Regions from separate parts of the Homo sapiens genome. Here region 2 is linked to region 1. Evidence: read pairs that join two places in POLR2A ChIA-PET (ENCODE). Cell type or tissue: HepG2. All regions are shown on one strand. Links, peaks and the distances in the headings refer to the core of each region. The heading gives the core; the rest is flanking DNA.

What was found. Peaks named below come from ENCODE experiments on the same cell type or tissue, not always from the same donor. Only the 100,000 strongest peaks of a DNase experiment are listed, where the experiment ranks them.
Region 2: POLR2A ChIA-PET joins it to region 1 with 5 read pairs; 5 of 35 experiments call an interaction of 5 or more read pairs at or near these places.

The regions. Positions count from the first base shown.
Region 1 is chr2:44,057,108-44,065,212 of GRCh38, forward strand. No RefSeq gene overlaps it. Among named protein-coding and RNA genes, the nearest start is that of LRPPRC, 65 kb to the left of the region's middle. RefSeq lists enhancers at 3,212-3,747, 4,583-5,156. In HepG2, for the core only: no CTCF peak of the experiment used is centred there; a DNase peak (open chromatin) is centred at 4,944; H3K4me3 peaks cover 1,331 bases.
Region 2 is chr2:44,289,090-44,295,145 of GRCh38, forward strand. The region is part of intron 4 of SLC3A1 (solute carrier family 3 member 1); the gene reads left to right. Among named protein-coding and RNA genes, the nearest start is that of SLC3A1, 17 kb to the left of the region's middle. In HepG2, for the core only: a CTCF peak has its summit at 2,766 (motif pointing left); a DNase peak (open chromatin) is centred at 2,702; H3K4me3 peaks cover 299 bases.

The sequences.
Region 1 (8,105 bases), core at 2,508-6,507:
CTCATTGGCACATTGGCTTTCATCAGAAGAAAATGACACATGCTCTAAATTGTACATGGAGGCTTGGGTATGGGCTCATGGAATTGTTCACATTCTCAGAGTCCTTTGTAATATCTAGTACCTTACATTTCTTAAAAAGAGCTTTTCTGGGGCCGAGCATGGTGCCTCATGTCTGTAACCCCAGCACCTTGGGAGGCCGAGGTGGGTGGATCACTTGAGGTCAGGAGCTTGAGACCAACCTGGCCAATATGGTGAAACCTATCTATGAAAAGTACAAAAAATTAGTCAGGCATGGTGGCAGGCACCTGTAATCCCAGTTACTCAGGAGGCTGAGGCAAGAGAATGACTTGAATCCCGGAGGCAGAGGTTGCAGTGAGCCAAGATTGCGTCACTGCACTCCAGCCTGGGTGACAGAGTAAGACCCCACCTCAATAAAAAAATAAAAAATAAAATTTAAAAATTGACTTTTCTGGAATTAGAAAAACCGTGTGGGTCTCAAGCAAGGCAAGTCTTTCACAACATGTGGAGGAGGTAAACTCTGTCCCTAGTACATTCATCTGTTCATTCAAGCCCTGTTTACTGATTCATGCTGTATTTGTTGAGTGACTATTATGCTGGGCAGTGTCATAGCCAAAAGTCAGACATGGAACTTGTGCCCTGGGGGCTCACAGTTAACCGGAGGATACAGGCAATACATGTAGTACAGTGCATAATATGCTCCAATGAAGGAAGTACAAGGAACTATGGGGATATGAGGCTGGGCCATCAAACTCTGACTGAGATGAGTGGGGAAGTGTTCCTGGAGGACTGATGTCTGAAATGAAATCTGAAGAATGAATAGGAGTTAGGCAGTCAAAGGAGTGGGTGCAACATGTTTAAAGCAAAGGTCAGAAAGCAAATGAGAGCAGGGAATGGGGAAGGGCATGAAAGATGTTGGGTGTTGCACGATTCTAGTGTTACAATGGCAAGGGTGATGAGAGATAAAGCTGGGAAGGCAGGCAAGGGCCAGAGCATGACGGGTATTGTGAGCCAGGTAAGGAACTGGACTGTTCTCCCCATTCCATAAATATTGTCCTGTGTCCCATTCTTCCTGATTCCCAGTTACTGTCAGCTGATAAGGCCTAATACTCACTGGGAAGGTGGGGAGGTGCTGCATTTTAGAAAGGACCACAGAGGAGAAGTAAAACATTTTGCCCAAGACAATGAGACTATAATGGTGTAATGACAGGCAGTGGGATGGACATTCCGAAAGTGGGGAATTTGACTGAAATCCTCTTCAAGCAGCACTTTTTAAGTAATTGGCTGCTGCTGAGACTCAGGAGACTGAGTTCTTTGTTTTCGTTTTTCCTAAGAGTCAAGTGGACTAATTTTTGCCTCGTAAGAACACAGAAGCCTTAACTTTGTGCATTGTGCCCAGGCAGTAGCCAGCAAGCACACAGGAGCAGTTTAAATAGACTGAAAGCAAGGGGACATGTGTCACAGGGCCTCTCACAGCAGACAGCACAGAGTAGACACTAAATAAACACTTCCTGAACTTGACACCCTTTTGACTAGCCATCCTCAGATGCTCACTGGCCCCTCCCGAGCACCAGGCATAGTGTGCAGTAAGTGGTACTAAGAAGTACAAAGACAAATTAAGACCCAGGAGTGTGTGGTCCAGTTCAGGAGTTCAGACATCTCCACTTTAAATGCACATGGCACCACATGGCAGTATTGAGGCCCAACAAATGGATGGCTGAGACAAGCAGGGCTTTGGGTGCTGTCTTCTGGAAAGTTTCCTGGAGGAGACAGGACTTGAGGAGGTATATTAGTCTGTTCTCATGCTGCTATGAAGAAATACCCAAGACTGGGTAATTTATAAAGGAAAGAAATTTAATTGACTCACAGTTCTGCATGGCTGGGGAGGCCTCAAGAAACTTACAATCATGGTGGAAGGCACCTTTTCATAGGGCGGCAGGAGAGAGAATGAGTGCAAGTAGGGGAAATGCCAGACGCTTATAAAACCGTCAGATCTCGTGAGAACTCATTCACTATCACAAGAACAGCATGGAAGTAACCACCCCCATGATTCAATTACCTCCCACCGGGTCCCTCCCACGACACATGGGGATTATGGGAACTACAATTTGAGATGAGATTTGAGTAGGGACACAGCCAAACCATATCAGTCTGCCCCTGGCCCCTCCCAAACTTCCTGTCCTCATATTTCAAAACACAATCATGCCTTCCCAACAGTCCCACAAACTCTTAACTCATTCCAGGGCACATTGGCTCACACCTGTAATCCCAGCACTTTGGGAGGCAGAGGTGGGTGGATCAACTGAGGTCAGGAGTTTGAGACCAGCCTGGCCAACATGGTGAAACCTGTCTCTACTAAAAATACAAAAATTAGTCAGGTGTGGTGGCAGGTGCCTGTAATCTCAGCTACTTGGGAGGCTGAGGTAGGGGAATGGCTTGAATCCAGGAGGTGGAGGTTGCAGTGAGCCGAGATTGCACCACTGCACTCCAGCCTGGGTGACAGAGTGGGACTCTGTCTCAAAATAAAAAAAAAAAAAAGAAAAAAAAGTCTGAGTTCATTCCAGCATTAACCCAAAAGTCCAAGTCCAAAGTCTCATCTGAGACAAGGCAAGTCCATCCTGCCTATGAGCCTGTAAAATCAAAATCAAATTAGTTACTTCCTAGATACAATGGGGGTCCAGGCATTGGATAAACACACCCACTCCAAATGGGAGAAATTGGCCAAAACAAAGGGGATACTGGCCCCATGAAAGTCCAAAATCCATAGGGCAGGCATTAAACCTTAAAGGTGCAAAATAATCTCCTTTGACTCCATGTCTCACATCCAGGCCGTGCTGATGCAACAGGTGGGCTCCCACAGCCTTGGGCAGTTCCACCCCTGTGGCTTTGCAGGTTACATCCCCGCTCCTGGCTGCTTTCACAGGCTGGTGTTGAGTGTCTGCAGCTCTTCCAGGCGCATGGTGCAAGCTGTTGGTAGATCTACCATTCTGGGGTCTGGAGGATGGTGGACCTTTTCTCACAGCTCCATTAGGCAGTGCCCCAGTGGGGACTTTGTGTGGGGACTCCAACTCTACATTTCCCTTCCTCACTGCCCTAGCAGAGGTTCTCCATGAGGGTTCTGCCCCTGCAGCAAACTTCTGCCTGGACATCCAGGCATTTTCATACATCCTCTGAAATCTAGGCAAAGGTTCCCAAACCTCAGTTCTTGACTTCTGTGCACCAACAGACTCAACACCACATGGAAGTTGCTAAGGCTTGAGGCTTCCACTCTCTGAAGCCATGGCCTGAGCTGTACCTTGGCCCCTTTTAGGCACAGCTGGAGTGGCTGAGATGCAGGGCACCAAGTCCCTAGGCTAACACACAGCAGGGGGTCCCTGGGCCTGACCTAAGAAACCATTTCCTTCCTCCTAGGTCTCTGGGCCAGAGATGGGAGAGGCTGCTGTGAAGGTCTCTAACAGGCCCTGGAGACATTTTCCCCATTGTCTTGGTGATTAACATTTGGCACCTCGTTACTTATGCAAATTTCTGCAGCTGGCTTGAATTTCTCCCCAGAAAATGGGGTTTTTGTTTCTATTGCATCAGCAGGCTGCAAATTTTCCAAACTTTTATGCTCTGCCTCCTCTTGAGTACTTTGCCGCTTAGGAATTTCTTCTACCAGATACCCTAAAACATCTCTCTCAAGTTCAAAGTTCCAAAGATCTCTAGGGCAGAGGCAAAATTCCAGCAGTCTCATTGCATAGCAAGAGTCACCTTTACTCCAGTTCCCAAGAAGTTCTTCATCTCCATCTGAGACCACCTCAGCCTGGACTTCATCATCCTTATCACTATCAGCACTTTGATCAAAGCCATTCATCAAGTCTTTAGGAAGTTCCAAACTTTCCCACATCTTCCTGTCTTCTGAGCTCTCTAAGTCTCTAGGAGTAAAAAGAGTAGAGAAAGGGGAGGTGACACCAAGGTTCATTAAGGTATATTGACCTGCAGGTGATGAGAAGTCAATATTGATTTCTAGTGGAAAGTTTTACTGTGAATCAAAATCCAAAGTACAAAAGAGTTGTTTGATGTTTTCTATCACAATACAGCTCACTGATGTGTAGGCTTGGCTATAATTTCATTTTGCCTCCTGGGGCAAAGTTTATAACAAGTACATTTGAAGGCAGAAACATGTTCTTTTCCCTAGGTGGGTTGAAAGGGTTGCCTCAGGTCTGGCTGTGTCAGTGAGGGCTGTCATGCAAAAAAGGAAAACACAGGTAACCAATCCTGCGTCTTCCTCCCCGTTGCTCTGCGCTGCTCCGAAAAGTCCCCATTCTGGCTCCCTTTTTCTTCTTTTTTTTAAAAAAAATTTAAAAGTAAACTTTAATGTCAAAAATGAAAACTTGGGGAGGGCAGAAAGATCACACACACGGCAGCCACTTCACACTTGGAGGGTTGCACAGCAGCCGGGCAGAGGTGCTCCTCACTTCCCAGGCAGGGTGGCCTCTGGGCAGAGGGGCCACTTCCCAGACGGTGTGGCGGCCGGGCGAGGCGCTCCTCTCTTCCCAGACGGAGCGGCGACTGGGCAGAGGCGCTTCTCACTTGCCAGATGGTGGGGCGGCCGGGCAGAGGCTCTCCTCACTTCAGAAATAAGTCCCAGAACCAATGTCTCTCTCTGTTCTTTGCCCCAACCTCCCTGTCGCTCTGGTCCTTTTTCCCGAAGAAGCAATAGAAGGGACCCTCTCTGGAATTTGCTTATCTGACTTCTAAGAACGCTTAAATGCAATTGTCTTAAGACTCCCTCCCTGGGGATCTCATCAACTAACCAGGAATGATCAACCATGAGAGAAGAGACTCAAGTCATCACCATGCCGAGGCTGACTTTTCCTCTGTTATGCGGGTAGCTCCAAGAGATTACCCGCAGCGGGGAACTTTAGTTGCATAATAAGACAACCTTTGTTCCTGTGAAGCAACCTCTGTTCCTTACGTTTCTGTACTGGTGGCCTCCCAACGCCATTCGTTCTCCCTAATGATTTACTACCCCTTCAAAGAATTGTCTACAATTCCCATCTCCCCCCTCCCTTATGAAAAAAGGGGAGCTTCTGGACTGCACTGTTTTTTGGGTGATCAGTCTGTAATTTCCTCCCATGCATGTTAATGTTTTTATGCCTTTTCTCCAATGAATCTACCTTTAGTCAGTTGGTTTTCAGTGAATTTTCAGACACTTCCCTGGAGGAGACATGAGGGCTTTAGGTGGCAACCTAGGGAGGTTACAGGGAGCTGCTCTTGGCAACTATAACTGTAAGGGAGTAAGGACTAAGCAGAGAGAGAAACTGAGCTCTGGCACTGTTAATAAAGGCCTCCATTGATCCCGTGGGGAGCTCTGAAGCTGGGATAGTCTTTTAGAATTGCTCTCAAATGGCTGCGTGCAGTGGCTCATGCCTGTAATCCCAGCACTTTGAAAAGCCAAGGCAGACGGATCACTTGAGGTCAAGAGTTCAAGACCAGCCTGACCAACAGGGTGAAACCCCGTCTCCACTAAAAAATACAAAAAATTAGCTCAGCATGGTGGCATGCGCCTGTAATCCCAGCTACTCGGGAGGCTGAGGCAGGATAATCGCTTGAACCCAGGAGGCAGAGGTTGCAGTGAACTGAGATCGCAACACTGTACTCCAGCCTGAGTGACAGAGTGAGACTCCATCTCAAATAAATAAATAAATAGTTCCGAATTGAGGCAAGGGAGCTGAATCCTTGTATCCCTATTTTGACCACTCATTAGATGCATTCCCGTCCCCCCTCCAGGAGGGGTATACCTGAGAAAGAACTCAGCTATATGACTTCTGTGCCCAACATTCCTGGCAGATCTAAAGGGCAAATCTAGATGGTGCACTGCAGTCTCTACTCTGAGGGTCATCATGGAGAGAGAGGTACAGAGTCATCTGTAGAGGAGTCCAAGCTGGTGACTGGTTGGGAGTTGCAGCCTGACCTCAGAAGATCTGCAGAACCAGTATGAGGAGAGGTGGAGCCAAGTCACTACGGAGGAGGTGGCAGCATTCCGGGGGGAACAGGGCTGTGCATTTCCCAAGCGAAGGGAACACATTGTGCTTCATGCCACCCATGATGCCTCAGCAGCAGAGGCAGAGAACCAAAGCCAATGCCTGGAGATAAGTAGGAGAAGGCAGCTCAGCTGGAGAGCACGTGTACAGCAGCAGCCCTTCCCACAAGGCCATGAGGTTCTGTAGGGCCTTACTGCTCTCAGCTACTATCTTGGAAGGGAGGAAGGGAAGCCTTCTCTGGAGGAGAGATTTTAGGGGATATTTGGAAGACTGAGCAATTTACATTTGAACGACTGTAATTTCTCAGCAAAAACTGAGTTAACAACTCTCAATCCCGCCATTTTTTTAAAGCTAGATGTAATAGAATTCGCCTATTTATTTATTTATTTTTGAGACGGAGTCTCTCTTTCGCCAAGGCTGGAGTGCAGTGGTGCGATATCGTCTCACTGCAACCTCCACCTCCTGGATTCAAGTGATTCTCCTGCCTCAGCCTCCCGAGTAGCTGGGATTACAGGCGTATGCCACCACACCCAGATGATTTTTTTTTTTTTTTTTTTTGAGATGGAGTCTCACTCTGTCACCCAGGCTAGAATGCAGTGGCGCGATCTCGGCTCACTGCAAGCTCTGGCTCCTGGGTTCACGCCATTCTCCTGCCTCAGCCTCCCGACTAGCTGGGACTACAGGCGCCCGCCACCACACCTGGCTAATTTTTTATATTTTTAGTAGAGACGGGGTTTCACCATGTTAGCCAGGATCGTCTCGATCTCCTGACCTTGTGATCCACCCACCTCGGCCTCTCAAAGTGCAGGGATTACAGGTGTGAGCCACCATGCCCGGCCCACACCCAGCTGATTTTTATATTTTTAGTAGAGACGGGGTTTCACCATGTTGGCCAGGCTGGTATTGAACTCCTGACCTCAGGCGATCCACTTGCCTCAGCCTCCCAAAGTCCTGGGATTACAGGTGTGAGCCACTGCACCTGGCCAGAATTAGCTTCAATTGGGAAGCTTAAGTCGTCACCTCATCGTAACCATTAGAGGAACTGGGGTCTTTTATTTTTTGTTTTTTGAGACAGAGTTTTTGCTCTTGTTGCTCAGGCTGGAGTACAATGGCGCAATCTCAGCTCAACACAACCTCTGCCCCCCGGGTTCAAGCGATTCTCCTGCCTCAGCCTCCAAGTAGCTGGGATTACAGGCATGCACCACCATGCCCAGCTAATTTTTTTGTGTTTTTAGTAGAGCTGGGGTTTCTCCATGTTGGTCAGGCTGGTCTCAAACTTCCGACCTCAGATGATCCGCCTGCCTCAGCCTTCCGAAGTGCTGGGATTACAGGCGTGAGCCACTGCACCTGGCCTGAGGAATGGGGTCAAGAGAGAAAGAAAAAGTAAGTTACAAGGAGTAAAGAAGCAGGCCTGTGCAGTGTCCCACACCTGTAATCCCAGCATTTTGGGAGACTGAGGTGGGAGGATCCCTTGAGGCCAGGAGTTTCAGACTAGCCTAGGCAATGCAGAGAGACTCTGTCTCTAAAAGAAACTAAAGAATTAGCCAGATGTGGTGGTGTGTGCCTGTAATCCCAGCTACTAGAGAGGCTGAGGGGGAGAGGATTCCTTGAGCTCAGGAGTTCAAGGCTGCAGTGCTTATTTATGCACTCCAGCCTGGGCAACAGAGCAAGACCCTGTTTAAAAAAAAAAGTGAAGAAGCTAATTTTTTCCCCCAGCTGAATTCTGATATGTAAATTTCATCCCTCCCAGTTCCCTCTTTCCCTCAAGCCTTATCCTAAACAACTACTTCCAAAGTTATCTTTAGGAAACACAGGTTTGATCATGATGCTTCCCTGTTCAAACCATTGATGGCACTCCAATTGCATGTAGAACACTACACTTGATCTTAGCCAAAAGGCTGAGAAGCAATTGCCTATAAAATAAAGTTAAAACTGCTAAGCTTTTCATACCCTGTCTATTCCCACCTACCATTTCCAGAGATATCAGCCCTGTCTCAAGACAGGGTTTTGCCATGTTGGCCAGGCTGGTCTCGAACTCCTGACCTCAGGTGATCCGCCCAC
Region 2 (6,056 bases), core at 1,022-5,021, 230 kb after region 1:
CTCCCACAGTGCTGGGATTACAGGTGTGAGCCACCGCACCTGGCCCTTTGCCCATTGTTAAACAGGGTTGTCTTTTTATTATTGGGTTGTAAAAGTTCTTACATATTCTTTTTCTTTTTCTTTTTTTCTTTTTTTTTTTGAGACAGGGTCTCACTCTGTTACCCAGGCTGGAGTGCAGTGGCGTGATCTCGGCTCACTGCAACCTCCACCTCCTGGGTTCAAGTGACTCTCCTACCTCAGCCACCCAAGTAGCTGAGATTACAGGTGCGCATCACCATACCTGGCAAATTTTTGTATTTTTAGTAGAGACGGGGTTTCACCATGTTGGCCAGGCTGGTCTCGAACTCGTGGTCTCAAGCAATCCTCCTGCCTCAGCCTCCCAAAGTGCTGGGATTATAGGCATGAGCCACCACACCTGGCCTCTTTTCATATTCTTGATACATGATTTACAAATAATTTTTCCTATTCTGTTGGTTGTCTTTTTACTTTCTTGATGGTGCCTTTTGAAGCACAAGCGTTTTTAATTTTGATGATGTCCTATTTATTTATTTGTTTTTTGAGACAGAGTTATGCTCTTGTTACCCAGGCTGGGGTGCAGTGGCGCAATCTCAGCTCACTGCAACCTCCGCCTCCTGGGTTCAAGTGATTTTCCTGCTGCAGCCTCCTGAGTAGCTGGGATTATAGGTGCGCACCACCATGCCCAGCTAATTTTTTGTATTTTTAGTAGAGACGCGTTTTATCATGTTGGCTAGGCTGGTCTCGAACTCCTGACCTCAGGTGATCCACCCGCCTCGGCCTCCCAAAGTGCAGGGATTACAGGCATGAGCCACTGCGCCTGGCCCAATTTATTTATTTTTTTCTTTTGTTGCTTGTGCCTTTAGTGTCGTATCTAAGAACCATTGCTTAATCCAAGGTCATGAAGATTTACTCCTATGTTTTCTTCTCAGTTTCACAGTTTTAGTCTTACATTTTAGATTGTCTGTGATCCATTTTTTGTTAATTTTTATATAGGGTGTGAAGGTAAGCTGTCCGACTTTTTTTTTTTTTTTTTGCATGTGGCTATTCAGTTATTCCAATCACGTATGTTTAAAAATACTATTCTTTCCCTACTGAATTGTCTGGCAACTTTTGTTGAAAATCAATTGACCATAAATGCATGGGTTTATTTCTGGACTCTCAGTTCTGTTCCATTCATCTATATGTCTGTCCTTATGTCAGTACCACACACTGTCTGAATTACTAGCGCTTTGTAGTAAGTTTTGAAATCGGGAAGTGAGAATCCTACAACTTTGTTCTTTTTCAGTATTGTTTCACTATTCCAAGTCCTTTGGATTTCCATGTGAATTTCTGAGTCAGCTTGACAATGTTTGCAAAGAAGCCTGCTGTGGTTTTGATAGGGATTGCATTGAATCTGTGGTTCACTCTGGGGAACATAGCCATCTTATGTTAAGTCTTCCAATTCATGAACATGAGATGTCTTTCCATTTATTTACGTGTTCTTTCATTTCTTTCAACAATGTTTTGCAGTTCTCAGAGTACATGTCTTGTACTTCTTTCGTTAAATGTATTCCTATAGACTACTTATTTTTAAGACTTTTTTTTTTTTTACTGTATATGTTTGGTGTTTCCAGAATTTGTATGAATTGTTTTGGAATTGGTTCTGGAAGTAAGCACCATGAGTGAGGGCACCTTGCCTCCATGGGGTTGTGGGGTTGTGGGGTTGTGGGGTGGGTAGTTGTAGACATGGTCAGCAGACTAACTAGGGGTTAGTTTTAAACTTCTCTGGTAGCCTGTGGACTCTCCTCTTCTTCATCACCAAAACTCCTTATCACCCACGCCTCATGCTCTCCCCACACATTCTATGTGCTAAGTGCTGTTCCTGGATAATTTAATGCTCAGAATAAGCCTAATTTACGAGGTTTTGTGATCATTTTACAGAGAAGGAAATTGAGGCTTAGATAGGTAAAGTCACCATCCTTGGGAGTCATGGAGCAGGACTGAAATCCAGACACTCGGACTTGAGTTCATGCTCTTAACCACAATCCTACACCTGCTTTGAGGCAATGTATGTGTTTCCCTCTCCATGCTTCACTTTTTCTGCACAGATTTGTCAAGGAGGTTTTCAGTTATAAATTGATAAATGTGAGTATAAACCAGCTGGTTTACAGTTGGTTTATCAGGCAGTAGATTTTTCCAGGCTCCTTGTGGCAATAGTGATGAATTGTCTGGGGATGTTTAGACAAGTGTGATAAATTCTGCAAAAATGTGCCAGCCAATACATTAATTATTTTTTTGACTAACCCAGCTGTGCTCTTCCAGATACCCAAGCCGTGGAGTGTGTGGACAGGATCCTTATTTACTGGTCTTCTGGCTGAAATCCCTCATGTGATGAATCATTAATGCCTCCGGTTGAGAGATTAGACTTTATTTGCAAGACTGGTTTAGAAGATTTACTATTAGAAGTAAATAAGAAATGCTGAGAAGCTGAGAGGAAAGCCTCTTTGCTCCTGGAAAGGGACCTTTGGCATGAAGGAGACTTCTGTCACCCTCCTCCCCACCTTACCCCCAGCAGCGCTTGTTTCTGCAATAGAGTTAAGCAGGTTAATAATTTGCAGCTCAGAGGGTTTGTGTGGAGGCGGCGTTTGGAATGACTTGCTTGCATACCAACTTGTACTCCTGGAGCCTGAGCCCACTTCCTCCCCGCTCCTATCAGATTTTGCTTTATCTGCACAGTGGGAAGCTGGCATGCTGGGGAAATCCAGCAGAGAGCACCCTCTGCTGTCCTTCTCTTTCTCCTCCTCTTTGTACTGGCCATCAGGGGACTTGGCTCTGCTCTGAACCTCTTGGGGCTTGAGTGCTTTCAGCTGAAGAAGTCAGAAAACCTTCTCTGAGGTATCAGGGGTATATATTTGTATAATACTTTATACTTTCCCAATCACTTTGGTTTTTACTGGTCCTCCACATTTCTTATTTGACAAATGAGGAAACTGAGACACAGAGAGGTGAAGTAACCCAGCGGGTTAGCAGCATGGCAAGGAAGAGACTCCAGATGGCCTGGCCTCGTATCTGGGGTTTGGAGTGATCCTACACCTGCCATATGGGAATGCTGAGCCCCAGGGTAGGGACTGCTGGGGAGACCCAGCTGAGAGGGAACCCAGAGCACAGGCGTAGGCTCCGTTCTGTCCCTACTAAGCATGATACTGCTGGAGGCAGCAGCTCAATTCAAAACACAATTCGCTCACTACCTGCTTGATTAGCCATCTCTATGCTTGATAATAATAATTGTGCCATTTATTGCACCTCCTCTATGCCAGGCACTTTATTATAATCATTCACTCATTTAATGATAGGTATTGTGTGTCTTGACCATGTGCTAAGGGTGTGGGGGCTGGTAAGATAGATACCTCTTGTGGCCATCCTGGGGCTTATATTCTGGGGTGGGAGGTGGACAATTAAACAGGCGATTACAATAAAATGTGCCAAGCGGTCATGACAGTAGGAGGTAGGAATACACAGGGCAAGCGCCTAACCTGGACACATTTGCAGAGGAGGTGAGATACCTGAGGAACAGGCATGAGCTAAGTGAAGAGGCATGGGTGGGAGTGTTTCCAGCAGAGGAAAGCGTGGATCGTGACACATTAGAGGTGCTGGGAGTTGTCCAGTATCACTGGGATGTGATATATAGAGCAGGGAGTGACCCGATGAGACTAGAGAGGTCACTGGGGGTGAGGTCAGGAGCACCACTGAAGGCCCTGGTAAGGATTTGGGCTTAAAAGGTCTTAGGTATTTATTTTTTATTTTTATTTTTTTTCAATTTGAGAAATCAGTCTGGTTTTGGAGAAGGGGTTTGAGTAGGGCAGGTTTGGAGGCTTTGGGGCCAGGGAGGAGGATGGTGCAGTAATCGGGAAAGAAATTCTGGTGGCTTTAGGCCAGTGATGGAGGCATAGAGGTGCAGAGAAATCATCAGGGCTCTGAGAGGAGTCCCCTGTGAATCCCAGGTTTCAGATTTGAATATGGGGTGGGTGGCAGAACCATTGTCTGAGATGGGAGACACAGGAAGAGAGAGGGAAATATCTTAGGTATGTAGAGTTGGAGCTGCCTGTGACACATCCAAGTGTTCAGTGGACAGTTAGATATAAGGACACTGGGCTGGGCACAGTGGCTTATGCCTGTAATCCCAGCACTTTGGGAGGCTGAGGCAGGTGGATCACATGGTCAGGAGTTCAAGACCAGCCTGGCCAACATGGTGAAACCCCATCTCTCCTAAAAATACAAAAATTAGCCAGGCATGGTGGTGGGCACCTGTAATCCCAACTACTTGGGACGCTGAGGCAGGAGAATTGCTTGAGCCCATGAGGCAGAGGTTGCAGTGAGCCGAGATCATGCCACTGCACTCCAGCCTGGGCAACAGAGCAAGACACCGTTTTAGGGGGGAAAAAAAAAAGATATAAGGACACGGAGCTCAGGGAAAAGTCTAGTCTAGAGATAAAACTTTGGGACTTGTTGATGTGGCTGATGTCTACAGAGCTCAGGCAGGTGTTTGGTGAGAGAAGCAGGCTGGGTAAGGTGAGCAAGAGGGCCAACTGCAACGTAGCTGGAGCGAATTGCTCACATGTGAATGAGGGCCTGGTGTTGGTAGACCTTCCAATTAAAAGAAAAATCCAAGGGAGCCAGGCTAGCAAATAAGTCAGGGCGCCGTACAGTTGCAATTCTGCTGCCACCACTTACCAACCATGACCTTGTCAAAGGCACATCATCTTCCTGAGCCACAGTTTCCTCACTGGTAAAGGGGGAACAATAATGGTACGTACCTAATGGGGTTACTTGAAGATTAAATGGTTTAACCTTTGTAAAGCACTTAGGATGCTATTTTTTTTACTGTATACAGTACTTGTTAAATAGTCAGTAAATTGGTAAGTAAATAAATACTATTGTGAAGTGCAATGTCGAGAGGGTGTAAGATGGAGCCCCAAGGAGCACTGACATCAAAGAGCTGCAGAAGAGACAGAGAAGGGAGACAAACCAAGGGGCAGGGTATAACGGAGCTAAGGTATCTGAGTGTTTCCAGAAGACGAGATTGGTCAACAGTGTCAAATGATGCAGAGAGATTGGGTAATATAAAGACTGAAAGGGGTCTGGGCGTGGTGGCTCATGCCTGTAATCTCAGCACTTTGGGAGGCTGAGGTGGGTGGATCACTTGAGGTCAGGAGTTCGAGATGAGCCTGGTCAACATGGTGAAACTCCATCTCTACTAAAAATACAAAAATTAGCCAGATGTGGTGACGGGCACCTGTAATCCCAGCTACTCAGGAGGCTGAGGCAGGAGAATTGCTTGAACCCGGGAGGCAAAGGTTGCAGAGCTGAGATCACACCACTGTACGCCAGCCTGGGTGACAGAGTGAGACTCCATCTCAAAAAAAAAAAAAAAAAATTGAAAAGTCAATTGACTCTGGCAGCAATACCTTATTTACTCCATACAGAAACCCTCCATACTATGTTATTGATGGAGACACTGAGGCTTAGCTGGTCTTGCAGATGCCCTATGTCATGCAGCTGGACAGCGAGAGAGCTGGGTTGTACCCAGAGGGTCAAATTCTGAAGTCCTTGATCTTTCCTCTACTTCCTGCTTCTGGAGGAGTTAGCAAAGAATTTTTCCAAGATTTCTGAACATGAGTAGGGTCAGTTTTCTTTCTCTTGCCTCTAAGTAGAGAACCAGTTTCCTCTGTACTCTGAAACATCCTTTCTCATTCCTTCTTGAGATGGACAACCTGTGATTTATGACATTTTCAAGATGATGTCTTCTGTTTGTTTTTTTGGTTTGTTTTTGTTTTCTTAATAGAGACAGGGTCTCACTTTGTTGCCCAGGCTGGTCTTGAACTCCTGAGCTTAAGTGATCCTCCCACCTCGGTCTCTGAAAGTGCTAGGATTACAGGCATGAGCCACCACACCTGGCTTAAGAGGATGTCTTCTCTATCATCCCATGTAAGAGTAGACAGAGCTTTTCCCAAACATGGGTTTTTAGGTAAACGGGCCCCCAAATGTCAGCCATCTGAAAA